4 separate regions of the Homo sapiens genome follow, and regions 1, 2 and 4 are each linked to region 3. The links are chromatin contacts, found by Hi-C or POLR2A ChIA-PET in ENCODE. All regions are on one chromosome and are shown on one strand. Each heading gives the region's core, a stretch centred on a gene start or an enhancer-like site at or near the end of the contact. The rest is flanking DNA. Distances are from core to core; before and after follow the strand shown. Region 1 holds the start of RCCD1-AS1 (RCCD1 and UNC45A antisense RNA 1). Region 2 holds the start of MRPL46 (mitochondrial ribosomal protein L46). Region 3 holds the start of TICRR (TOPBP1 interacting checkpoint and replication regulator). Region 4 holds the start of BLM (BLM RecQ like helicase).

Region 1 (2,700 bases), core at 176-2,675, 1.4 Mb before region 3:
TGAGAAACTTATACAGACAGAATTTCAACTGTACCTTATCTAGCCATTTATTCGTCCAGCGAGCATTTACTGAGCGCTCCTCCTCTGCCAGTGAGGACAGCTGTCTGCTCCCAAGGAGCTAACCGTTAAATGGGGAGACAAACAGTCTGGTGGTTACAACAGCAACGCCAACTTCAAGCAGATTCGGCTGGAGCGGGTTTGTTTTTTTTTTTTTTTAATATAATAGAGACAGGGGTCTCGCTATGCTGCCCAGGCTGGTCTCAAATTCCTGGGCTCGAGTGATCCGCCCGCCTCGGCCTCCCAAAGCGTTGGGATTACAGGCGTGAGCCGCTGCACCCGGGCTGAAGCAGAATTGCATGGGCATTTTCAGGCCTCTTAAGTCAGATCCTGGGTCTCTCCTGAGACCCCAGTTCCTGGGCTCCTAACCCCTTCCGTGTCCTCTCCCAACCCAAGGGGGCCTCTGACCTTGATCTTGACCCTATGCCCTCTACCCTCTCGGGCAGGTCCTTCTGGTGGGCAGCCTTGGAGGAAACGCCGAGGCGCAGAGCGGCCGCCTCCGGAAAGGCCTCCCGCCCAGCGGGCGCCGACAGCCACGGGGAGAAAAGGTTTGAAGGGCGCGCGGCGCGAGGCGGCCAATCACCAGCAAGGGCGGTGACGTCGCCGCCCGGGGCGCGGCGGCCGCAGCCCTGTTCAACTCCCCTTGAGGGCCTCTCCGGTCCCGAGGCCTACGCCGGGGCCCTGCGGCCCGGTCTGTGAAATGGGCTGAAACCTCCGAGGGGCGTTGGACCAAGGCCCTGGAGGAAACCGGGGGCGTTGGACCAAGGCAGAGGTTGGGCCAGGTGGTCCCGCCCCTGCAGGAACCCGTGGGGCTGGAGCTCGGATTAGAACCACAGAGAGGACATTCATTAAGACTTGAGCTAAAGGTTTGGCGAGGAGTGACGCCCAAGACGGGCGGACCCCGCCACCCACCTCAGTCCCGGGACCGCGGCAGCTCAAAACCCGACACGCGCCGGACTCATGCCCCAACAGGAAGCAGCTTTTACCTTCCACGGATTGGCTCAGGACCCGTCACGTGCCTCTGTCGAGCCAACGAGCCTCACGCTGGGCTTAGCCCTCCTCGAACGTGCTGGGGTGGTGGGCGGGGCCCAAGCCGCCCTTCAACCAGGCTCAGCTGGCCACCAACCCCAACCCCCGCCCCAGCGCCCTCAGCGGAGGCCACAGAGGACTCCCAATATAAAGACAAACGTACTGAAGGCCCAGCATATGGGAGTCTCTACCCTAAACGACTTATTTCTTGGGATAGTTTAATATTTTTTGAGATAGGGTCTCGCTGTGTCGCCCAGGCGACACTTTGGGAGGCTGCGCTCTGGGCTCACTGCAACCTTCGCCTACCGAGTAGCTGGGATTACAGGTGCATGCCGCCACACTCTGCTCTTTTTTTTTTTTTTTTTTTTTTTTTGGTATTTTTATAGAGAAAGAGTTTTGCTTGTTGCCCAGGCTGGTCTCGAACCCCTGACTTCAAGTGATCCACCTGCCTCAGCCTCCCAAAGCGCTGGGATTACAAGCTTGAGGCACCGCACCTGGTGAGTTTCTTATTGATTAGCTTCCTAGGCTTACCCTTTGTCCCTCCAGTAGGATTAAGAAGCAACTCAGTGGGCCCTGGTTGGGGAATCCATTGGATTCCTTCCATGGAGGTGGGTCTGCCACTGTGAAGCTCCGTTGCACACTCACCCACGCCCAGCTCACACCCATACTCACCCACACTCACCCACTCAGAGACTCCCACTCACAGCAGCCCTCCCTGCCCAAGGACAGGGCACACAGTGGAGTTCTACACACTTTTATTGGAGGGGCAGGCCTGATAGCAGGCTCACAGCTGGTGAGGCTGCTGATGTGTGCGCCCTTCCAGATGCCCCAGGATCCACAGGCTGTGTTGGGATGCACCTTCCCCATTCCCAGCTGACTACAGTAGTACAGAAAAAGGGCCCCTCTGAGTGAGGCTGCAGGCAGTGCTGGCCAAGCAGGGCTGTGTGACTGAACGTGGCCGCTGACTCAGAACAGAGGACATCCTAGGGCAGCAAGCGAGGATGGGCAAGAGTATTGGGCATGCCAGCCACCACCAGCCAAAGCTGCTTCCGTCCTTACTCTCCGTGCCACAATAGGTAGCGTGTGCATGAGCCTTGGGCCCAGGGACAACCCCCTCACTCTCCATCTTGGTTGGGTTGGATAAGCCCATATTCCACTGCTTTGTCCAGGCAGGCTGCAGCAGCCCTTGTGACAGGGCTGTGGTCACCCTTAGCTAGCACTGACAAGATCTCCATCATCTCACTCTCCATCAGGGTGCTGGCAATCTCCCTCGAGGCCTCCACCATGTTCAGCACCACCACAGCACCCCGGTGCTGCAGCTCCTGGTTGGAGCTCAGAAGCAGGGCCTGCAGGATCTCCAGCCAGTGTGTGGTCTGTGAGAAAAACAGGGTAGATATGACCCCTGGGCAACAGGCTCAACCTTGGCAAGGGACACACCCACACACCCTAGGACTGCCCCCTTCAGCTGCTGCTGGGAGTTCCTGGTCCGTCCCTCCTCCCCCACTGAGAAGAGGCACTGACCACTTGGGGAATGCGGCTGCAGAGCGTGGGCCGCATGGAGGTAAGCATGGCCAAGCCCCCGGCAGCTGCCCGCTGTAGCAGCTCATCATCCTC
Region 2 (2,700 bases), core at 65-2,564, 1.1 Mb after region 3:
CTTCCAACCAATGCTTACCTCCATTATATTATTGAGCAGATTATGGTTAAAATGTTTGCATGTTTGTCTTCCCTCAAAGACTGTGAACTACTTGTGGGGAGGAATGATCTTTTGTATCTGTATTCACGGCACCTAGCATGGTGTCTCACTCATAGTAGATTCTTGGTAAATGTTTGTTAAATGGATGTGAAGTTAAGTGGATGTGTATACAGCATACAGAGGTGGTGGCACTGGTGGGAAGCAAGATGCCAGTTCCTAGGGCTGAGCACAAAACCCACCCTGGACCATCCGTAAGACGTGCAGGAACATCTGTTCCATCGCTAGCGCCCTCTACCTCCCCATTTTGTTTTGGAGGCAGGGAAGGTTATTGGTCTGAAAAGATCTCCATCTCAGAAGAAAAGAACGCTGATACATGTTATGGATATCTCACATTCACTCATTGATTTAACGAATGTTCACTGAACATTTACTCTGTACCACGGCTCATCTGATTCTCACAACCTCTCTCAGCATTATCCGCATTTTTAGATGAGAAGGCTGAGGCTCAGATTTATTTGCATAAGGTCCCACGGATAGCAAGTGACATAGCTGAAAATTCACTGGTTCTGACTCTGGAGGGTGTCGGGCAAGAGTCAGGGGTTGCGGGTCTCCAGAGGGCTGGTCCAAGTGGGGCTCACCTGAACTTGGTGTGGCTGGGAGCCGCGTTCTGTTCAACTTTCTGCTTGGCCGCAGCGTCTTGGAGCTGTCGAGCGCCTGTGCAGATGGTCCCGGCCGGCGTTCTGGCCACGACCCTGCTGGGAAGAAAAGCTCGGTGAGGGCCACGGCCTAACGGTCACTGGGGCCCGGGTGGCTCAAGGGACACGAGTAGGAGCATAGTCCTGGAGGTGGCGGTGGGCTCGAGGGGGCAGTCATTTGTTACCCGGCTGTCTGGGGCCAAGTCCAGGACCGCAGGAACCGCGACCCCGCGTTTCTCACAGCCTGCATGACTTGAATTGACCCCAGTCAGTTTCCGTCTGCAGCGACAGTCACAGCTGCGCCGGCGCCGGTACCATGAGTGCCTGTCGGGGAGGGGACAGAAGGGAAAGTCATCTACTCTTCATTAGGTCCACTGAATATTTTTATTTCCATTTAAATGCTCAATAAGACTTTCACTGTAGTTCACCAGGGGATTCTTTCCCTTTTTTAATGTTCTGAGATGGTGGGTCACCCCCTCCATATGCGAATGGTTCGTTCTAGCAGTTCCGGGACTGAGCTTTCCCCTAGTTTGCCGCTCCCGCGGCTGAGGGATCCCTGGGAGCCGCGGTGCATTGTGGGAGAACGAAAGATGGCGGCGCCCGTAAGGCGGACGCTGTTAGGGGTGGCGGGGGGTTGGCGGCGGTTCGAGAGGCTCTGGGCCGGCAGTCTAAGCTCTCGCAGCCTGGCTCTTGCAGCCGCACCCTCAAGCAACGGATCCCCATGGCGCTTGTTGGGCGCGTTGTGCCTGCAGCGGCCACCTGTAGTCTCCAAGCCGTTGACCCCATTGCAGGAAGAGATGGCGTCTCTACTGCAGCAGGTGGGACTGAGATGCAGGGTTCAGAGTGACGTTTATTCTGCGTGACTTTGAGCGAGTAATTTCACCTCTCTGAACTTAAGTATACGGTACTTATCCGCAGAATGGTACCTACCTTACTGACTTGGTTTGGTACATAGATGTTCAACAAAAAGTGGTTTCTTTTCATTGGCCGTGTTTATTGTCACCTTAGACAACTCTTTGGAGATACTCTACTTCTTGTTCATGCAACACAATAGGGATCCTGTGGTGAACAAGAATCGGTCCGTGTCACTAGGAGCTTACAAGTCTGGAGGGAGAAAGTCTTTGTGATGTGATGAATGTTAAGAAGGAAATACAAGAGGCGGTGGGCACATCTGTCAGATGCCTATGATAAGCCTACTCTGTTTTATCTCATGGGGCTATCTGTGTGAGGGGCAAGTGAGGAAGCATGGGCAAAAACAGTGTAGTGGCTGTGAAGGTGTGAGGTCGCTACAGAAAGTGTTTGAAGGGTGATATGTTTCCTCAGAATCCGAGATGTTTTTGTCTTGGTCTGTTGAGAACTATAAACTTCTCTTCTGTGCTTTTTGCTTGATTTATTCATTTACTCGCTCGCTTGACAAATATTTGTTACTCAACCTACAGATGTTCATTGTGCCCATACTATGCATCAGAGAGTATGTTAAGTGATAGAGATGCTGTAATGAATAAGGCAGAAGTAGCTCTGGTTCTCAGAGTACTTCAGTCTAGTTGAGTGAGGGGATCAGTCAGTAACCAAATAATCATACAACTAAATGCAGACCCTGATAAGTGTTGTTAAGGAAAACACAAGGCACTATAAGAGTGTTTAACAAATACATCACATTTTGATTTTATGGTGAGTGTCAAGGAATGCCTCAGACTTTCTGAATACAGGTTTTTCTCTTTATGAGAAATGTCTCTCTGAGACAGTCATATTTAAATTGAAATCAGAAAGATGAGTAGGACTCTCCCAGAAGAAAGAATGTGAGGAAAAACATTCTAGGAAGAAGGAACAACCTCTTGAAAGTCCCTGAACAGGAAAGTCCTTGGTGAGTGAGATTCTGATCAAAGACTGACATGACTGGATTGTGGTGAGTCAGCAGGCATTGCCCAACCCAGCTCTCTGTTTTTGTAGCACTCTTGACCCCCAG
Region 3 (2,733 bases), core at 88-2,587:
CACACCCCTGGGTATTGTGTTAAAACCTGCTGCTTGCCTCTGAGGTATTTTTAGACTAGATGGAGGGTGAGAGATGTGCATAATCAAAACATATGGAGAAATGGTTAAGTGCCACACAAAATGTGTATGGCAATTCAGACGCTGGACTGAGCAGTTGTCACTGGGAGAAGAAGCCTTAAAGGGTAAGTGAAGTTAAGACTGGCCTGGAAGAGTGAGAACTGGCATTCCAGGCAGATTGAACAACACACATAACACAAAACAAGCAGTCCAGACCTGTTGATTTTCTGGACTGGACTTCAATATGCTAGAGTAGATGTAGTGTGTAGGAAAATCAAGTCTGGGAAGGCAGGTAGGGCCCAAATTGTGAGGGGTCTTAAACAGTAGGTAGTGAGGAACTACCCATTTTGTTGTGAAAACTGTTCCTATTTATTTGTTTCCTTCCGAAGGGACGCATAGTCATATTAGTCTCATTCGGGGTCTGTGGCTGTTCTAAGGACGCTGCCAAGTTCTGGTTAGCAAGGAAAGCACCGTGCACGCCATCTGAGACGACAGTAACCTTCCTTACCTTAGACCATTCGGTGGTATCCACCCAGTAGAAGGTGATTTTTCGGGCGACCATGACTTCCCGGACTCTCTTGGGCAACAACTTCTCCATCACCTGCTTAGGGGTGGGCGGCAGGCGCTGGGCCTGGGCCTCGCACCCAGACACGAACTGCAGCAGCTCCCTCTGCGAGTGCGGACAGGGGGCCAGGAGGAAGACGGCGTTCACCAAGCCCCCGAGCGCGGCCTCGGCCTCCTTGGCCTCGCTCTCCACGTCCAGCAGTCTCCTCCCGCTGCTCCGCAGGATCGGCTTCGTGGGCGACGTGATCTCGGGCCGGTCCCACTGGTAGTCTAGCAGCGTCTCCATCAGGGCGCCGTGCGTGTGGGTGGCCCTGGGCGCCGGGCCGGGCAGGTGGGCGCGATCCTCGAGCCTGGCCTCCAGCTCCTCCTCAAAGTCCTCCCACGAGCGGGACCCCAGCTCGCGGAAGTCAGACACGCGGGACGGCCGGCTCCGCGCCCCCTGCGAGTCAAAGAACTTGAAGGCCCAGTGGACCCTGGCCAGGCCGAATCGGCAACTCAGATAGGTGAGGAGGCGCAGGGCGGCCCGCCGGACCCGGCTGTGGCGGGCGGCGCCGCCCGCGGTGTCCAGCAGCAGCATTACTTTGTGACAGCATGCCATATCGGCCGTGCCGCCGCCCCGGGGCCCCGGTCCGGGCCCGCGCCACCGTCCCTTAGTCCCTTCCTTCAGGGAAACAGCACCACTCACTGCTTTCCTTTGGGACCCTGGTCGAAAGGCTCCCGCGCTCTCCAGGAACTGCTGCTATTGGGGGAGCTAGTTTCCAAGGTTTGCTCCTATTGGCTGCTTGCCTTACGTAAGTTACGAGAGCAACTTCCATTTTTGGCGGTGATTGGAGGGGCAGTGGAGAAAACTTCAGTCTGATTGGTGGAGGGAGTGACGGTGGGCGGGTCTCTGTGGTCCGAGAGAAGCTTAGCATTCATTGGCCTGGGCCTTCGTTTTAAATTTTAAAGAGGTGGTGCCTCGGGGGCGTGTCGAGAAGTTTCGCCATTGGAAAGAGGCCAGCGTTTGTGCGCAGTCGTGAGTGCGGACTGCGGGGCCACGTTTCCCAAGACCGAGGAAAACTTAGTGCCGGGAGGGAATTTGGGATGGTTTGAATCGAACTTGTTGAAATCCCTGTGGACCGCCTAGGAAGTAGAATCTGACGACTACGGCTTTTTCTGTAATTTAAAAAATTTTATTAAAAATTAAAGGTTCACTCCCTTTGCCCCAGTAACTTCTAGGAGTTTATCTGCAGAAGGTAATCGGAGAGCCAGATAAAAGACGTCTGTACATCTTAGAGTTTATTTAACATCAGAAAAAATGGAAACAGTTTGGGAATGGTTAAATAAGGTATGGTACACGCCCAAGGGGAGCATCGTGCAGCTCCTTTTTTTTTTTTTTTTTTTTTTTTTTTTTTTTTGAAACGGAGTCTCGCTCTGTCTCCTAGGCTGGAGTGCATTGACACGATCTTGGCTCACTGCAACCTCCACCTCCCGGGTTCAAGCGATCCTCCTGCCTCAGCCTCCTGAATAGGACTACAGGCGCACGCCACCACCCCAGACTAATTTTTGTATTTTTAGTAAAGACGGAGTTTCACCATGTTGGCCAGGCTGGTCTCAAACTCCTGACCTTGTGATCCACCCGACTTGGCCTCCCAAAGTGCTGGGATTACAGGCGTGAGCCACCAAGCCCGGCCTAGTGCAGCTTCTTAAAATAGTGTTTTATTATGTAATGTTAGGTTTTAAAAGTGGACTGCAAGCAGCACCTGCAGTGAATTCCCTAAATTTTCTATCTACATGTATATATAGATAGAAATCACATGTAGATTTGCATTACAGATAGAAATTATATATCGCTATATAGATAGAATACATAGAATTATATATAGATAGGCCGGGCACGGTGGCTCACGCCTGTAATCCCAGCACTTTGGGAGGCCGAGGCGGGCGAATCACCAGGTCAGGAGATCGAGACCATCCTGGCTAACACAGTGAAACCCTGTCTCTACTAAAAAAAAAAAAACAAAACAAAAAAAAAAGGAATTATATATAGATAGATAATCATAGATAGAAGTTATATATAGATAGAAATGCATTTATATGCATATTTTTAAACTGTTAATATAATATTGTGTA
Region 4 (2,700 bases), core at 194-2,693, 1.1 Mb before region 3:
TTTTTAACTCTTGGTTTCCTCAGTAAAACGAAGGAAATAACTACTTCTCCAGGTTACTGATAGGACTGTAAACTATACTTATAAGGTACCTGTCATGGTGAGTGGCATTGAAAGTGACACAGGACCCAGAAATTTCATTTCTTCCCAGTAGATTATAAGCTACTGTCTGACAGTATAAGCAGCCCAGCTAACAAAATGTTGATTTAATTAATTCTATTTACTATTCCCCAAACAGAATACTTTTGCCTACCCGCTTCTTCATCTTCTGATCTCTCATGCAGTCTCTCGAATTCCTGTCCCTTAATCTTGACAGTGACACACCAGTGTTATTTATCTGCATGGGTGGCACAAGGAGCTGTCAGTCACCTGCTCCATCTCACGCCATGAGGTACCTAAAGTTCTGTGTGACCTAAGGACAGGTGAGGGCTATAGGAGAAAGCCTAATGTTGTGGGACATACTTTAAAATCAGGCGCTTAGTTCAAATCCTGTATCTCTAGCACTTAATCACCAAATGCTCTTTCTGTACGGAGACAACCTCTTTGTACTTCAGATTCTCCATGTCTAAAATGGGGACAATTTCATCCGCTTCTCTGGGTAATGATAACAGAACCCTTACTGTGTACTATGTAACAGGTAGCCTTCGAAGCATTTATTATTGCATATATTAAGTCGTTTAATCCTAACAAAAACGCCAGGAAGTAGAAGAGACCATTTCCCCCATATGACAGACGAAAACCAAGACACTTAGTGTTTCAGTAACGTGCAGTAGACACAGAGCTAAATGTGAAGGAGCCAGAATTCGAACCCAAGCAATCTGATGCAGTATTCTTAAGCACTTCGCTTTGCTGGGATATCGTAAAGCTACAGTTGTAAGATCAAGGGTGCCAGGAACATGGCACACAGTAGACACTCAAAAACAAGAGTAGCCCAGCTCGTGATTATGGAAGGCCACAGAAAAAGTACAAAGTGTTTTCGTTGTTCCTCAGGAGGGACACGGAGGTAGTAGTGCCAGAGGTCTGGGCTGGGATTACTCTGTGCAGGGCATCATGTTACGCACTGGAGTATATGGGCAACAACATGCCAGGTCCTAGCCCATGCTCGGCCTCCGACGCCCCGGGAGACCTTGGCAGAGTTCGCCCCCGCCCCGGGCCTCTGTTTCCCCATTTGGGAACGTATTTATGTATCTGCTGTCCTCCCAGGATGTTGGCCAGACTAGAGGACTCAGCGGGCCGAGGCGAACCAGTGCAGGAAACGGAAGAACCCGAGCGGCCTCCAGCTCCGGGCCGGGCCGCCAGAGCAGGGCTAGATCAATGCGGACCGACCCGTAGTTACGCGCGCGGTACTCACCTCGCACGCAGACTCCTAGCGGACGGAACCAGGATCCAAACTTCCCGCGCCGCAACCACGGCCGCCGCGCCAAGCCCTGGCTCACTTCCCGCCGGAAGCTTGCCTATTCCGATTGGCTGCTTCCTGGGGAAGCCGACCAATACTGTCGCACTCGGACATCTGTTCCCGCCCCCTCAGGCTGCTGGGGCGGGGTCGCCGTACAGCGCCGGGAGGGACGCGTATCTCCAAAGCCCAATCAGAGTCCGGACGGGAGGGTCAGATGACTACGGTTACATCTCGGGCTTCCGGAGCTAGTTGGGTCTTTGTTTTTGGTGTTTTAGAGTCGGTGAAGGCTTTAAAGGAAGTAGGCAGCTGGAACCCGGCTGTGGCGGGTTGAAAAGCCCGGGCGTTTGAGAGCTGAGACTTGCCAGTTCCCACAGGCCAAGCCAGGCGTCTGCACCCCATTCTCTTGGTTCCGACGGTGTGTCTCTGCGATGTTTTGGCGGTCTCTCCTCTCCATCCCCTTAATAATACTGGTCTCTGTTTCACCCGTACCCCTCTACACGAGCAGGTGCAAATTGTCATTGAACCGGGAAAGTGGGCACACACTCAGATGCCTCCATGGACACGTGAGAAACCATGCTTCTGTTTCAGCCTATTGCTGACACGCGGGAATGTGGGCCCTGTGATGCCAGATCTTACTTTCTTTCCTTTCTTCCTCTCTTCTCCCCTCTCTACTTCCTTCCCTCTCTCCTTCCCTCCCGCCCTCCCTCCTCTTTGTGTGTGTGATAAAATCTATCTAACATAAAATTCACCATTTTTAAGTGTACAGTTCACTGGCATTAAGTACATTCACATTGTTGTGAAACCATCACCACTATCCATCTCCAGAACTTTTTCATTATCCCAAATAGAAAATCTGCCTGTTACACAGTAACTCCCCGTTACCCGTTTCTCACAACCCCTTATAGCCGATATTGCACTTTCTGTCTGTAAGTGCGAGGTACCGCATATAAATTGAATCATACAATAATTGCTCTTTTCTGATTGGCTTATTTCACTTAGCATAATGTCTTCAAGGAGCATCTATGTTGTAGCATGTATCAGAATTTCTTCCTTCTTGAGGCTAAATAATATTCCATTATACATGTATACTACATTTTGTTTATCCATTCATCCATATAAATGGATGCTTGGTTATTCCCACCTTTTGGCTATTGTGAATAATGCTGCTATGAACTTTGGTATACAAATAATCATTCTCCACATAATACGCAGAAAGAGTTTTCTAAAATGTAAAAATCTGTTCAAGTTACCTCCCTCCTGAAAATCTTCTATGGTAAATTGAAACCAAAATATGATACTATTAAACA

What was found. A loop is a pair of places that touch in the nucleus more often than their neighbours do. ChIA-PET counts read pairs that join two places held with the same protein, here RNA polymerase II (POLR2A). Pooled maps may share reads with other maps.
Region 1: a loop to region 3 is called in a pooled map, with 11 times the contacts of the local background. The contact joins the promoter of RCCD1-AS1 here to the promoter of TICRR in region 3. A Hi-C loop is called at or near these places in 4 of 50 pooled maps. POLR2A ChIA-PET finds 5 or more read pairs at or near these places in 2 of 52 experiments (HepG2 and naive thymus-derived CD8-positive, alpha-beta T cell).
Region 2: a map of CD14-positive monocyte shows a loop between it and region 3 (6-fold over the local background). The contact joins the promoter of MRPL46 here to the promoter of TICRR in region 3. A Hi-C loop is called at or near these places in 4 of 168 maps with a recorded cell type or tissue (CD14-positive monocyte, CD4-positive, alpha-beta T cell, CD8-positive, alpha-beta T cell and 1 more), 1 of 37 single-sample maps with no recorded cell type and 10 of 50 pooled maps.
Region 4: a pooled map shows a loop between it and region 3 (7-fold over the local background). The contact joins the promoter of BLM here to the promoter of TICRR in region 3. A Hi-C loop is called at or near these places in 6 of 50 pooled maps.

Annotation. Positions count from the first base shown.
Region 1 is chr15:90,953,218-90,955,917 of GRCh38, reverse strand. It overlaps RCCD1-AS1 (RCCD1 and UNC45A antisense RNA 1), which reads left to right and starts at 1,425. Exons shown (of 2, transcript NR_170325.1): 1 at 1,425-1,583. UNC45A (unc-45 myosin chaperone A) reads right to left here. Exons shown (of 20, transcript NM_018671.5): 19 at 2,608-2,700; 20 at 1,825-2,459. The coding sequence ends at 2,202. RCCD1 (RCC1 domain containing 1) reads right to left here and starts at 1,034. Exons shown (of 8, transcript NM_001017919.2): 1 at 970-1,034. RefSeq lists a silencer at 538-667 and enhancers at 888-997, 798-1,352, 2,177-2,677.
Region 2 is chr15:88,466,002-88,468,701 of GRCh38, reverse strand. It overlaps MRPL46 (mitochondrial ribosomal protein L46), which reads left to right and starts at 1,314. Exons shown (of 4, transcript NM_022163.4): 1 at 1,314-1,552. The coding sequence starts at 1,325. MRPS11 (mitochondrial ribosomal protein S11) reads right to left here and starts at 994. Exons shown (of 6, transcript NM_022839.5): 1 at 920-994; 2 at 678-794. The coding sequence starts at 984. RefSeq lists enhancers at 1,144-1,313, 1,780-2,700.
Region 3 is chr15:89,574,073-89,576,805 of GRCh38, reverse strand. It overlaps TICRR (TOPBP1 interacting checkpoint and replication regulator), which reads right to left and starts at 1,337. Exons shown (of 22, transcript NM_152259.4): 1 at 566-1,337. The coding sequence starts at 1,219. RefSeq lists an enhancer at 410-938 and a silencer at 1,060-1,349.
Region 4 is chr15:90,716,089-90,718,788 of GRCh38, reverse strand. It overlaps BLM (BLM RecQ like helicase), which reads right to left and starts at 1,443. Exons shown (of 22, transcript NM_000057.4): 1 at 1,349-1,443. It overlaps CRTC3-AS1 (CRTC3 antisense RNA 1), which reads left to right and starts at 1,649. Exons shown (of 4, transcript NR_120372.1): 1 at 1,649-1,808.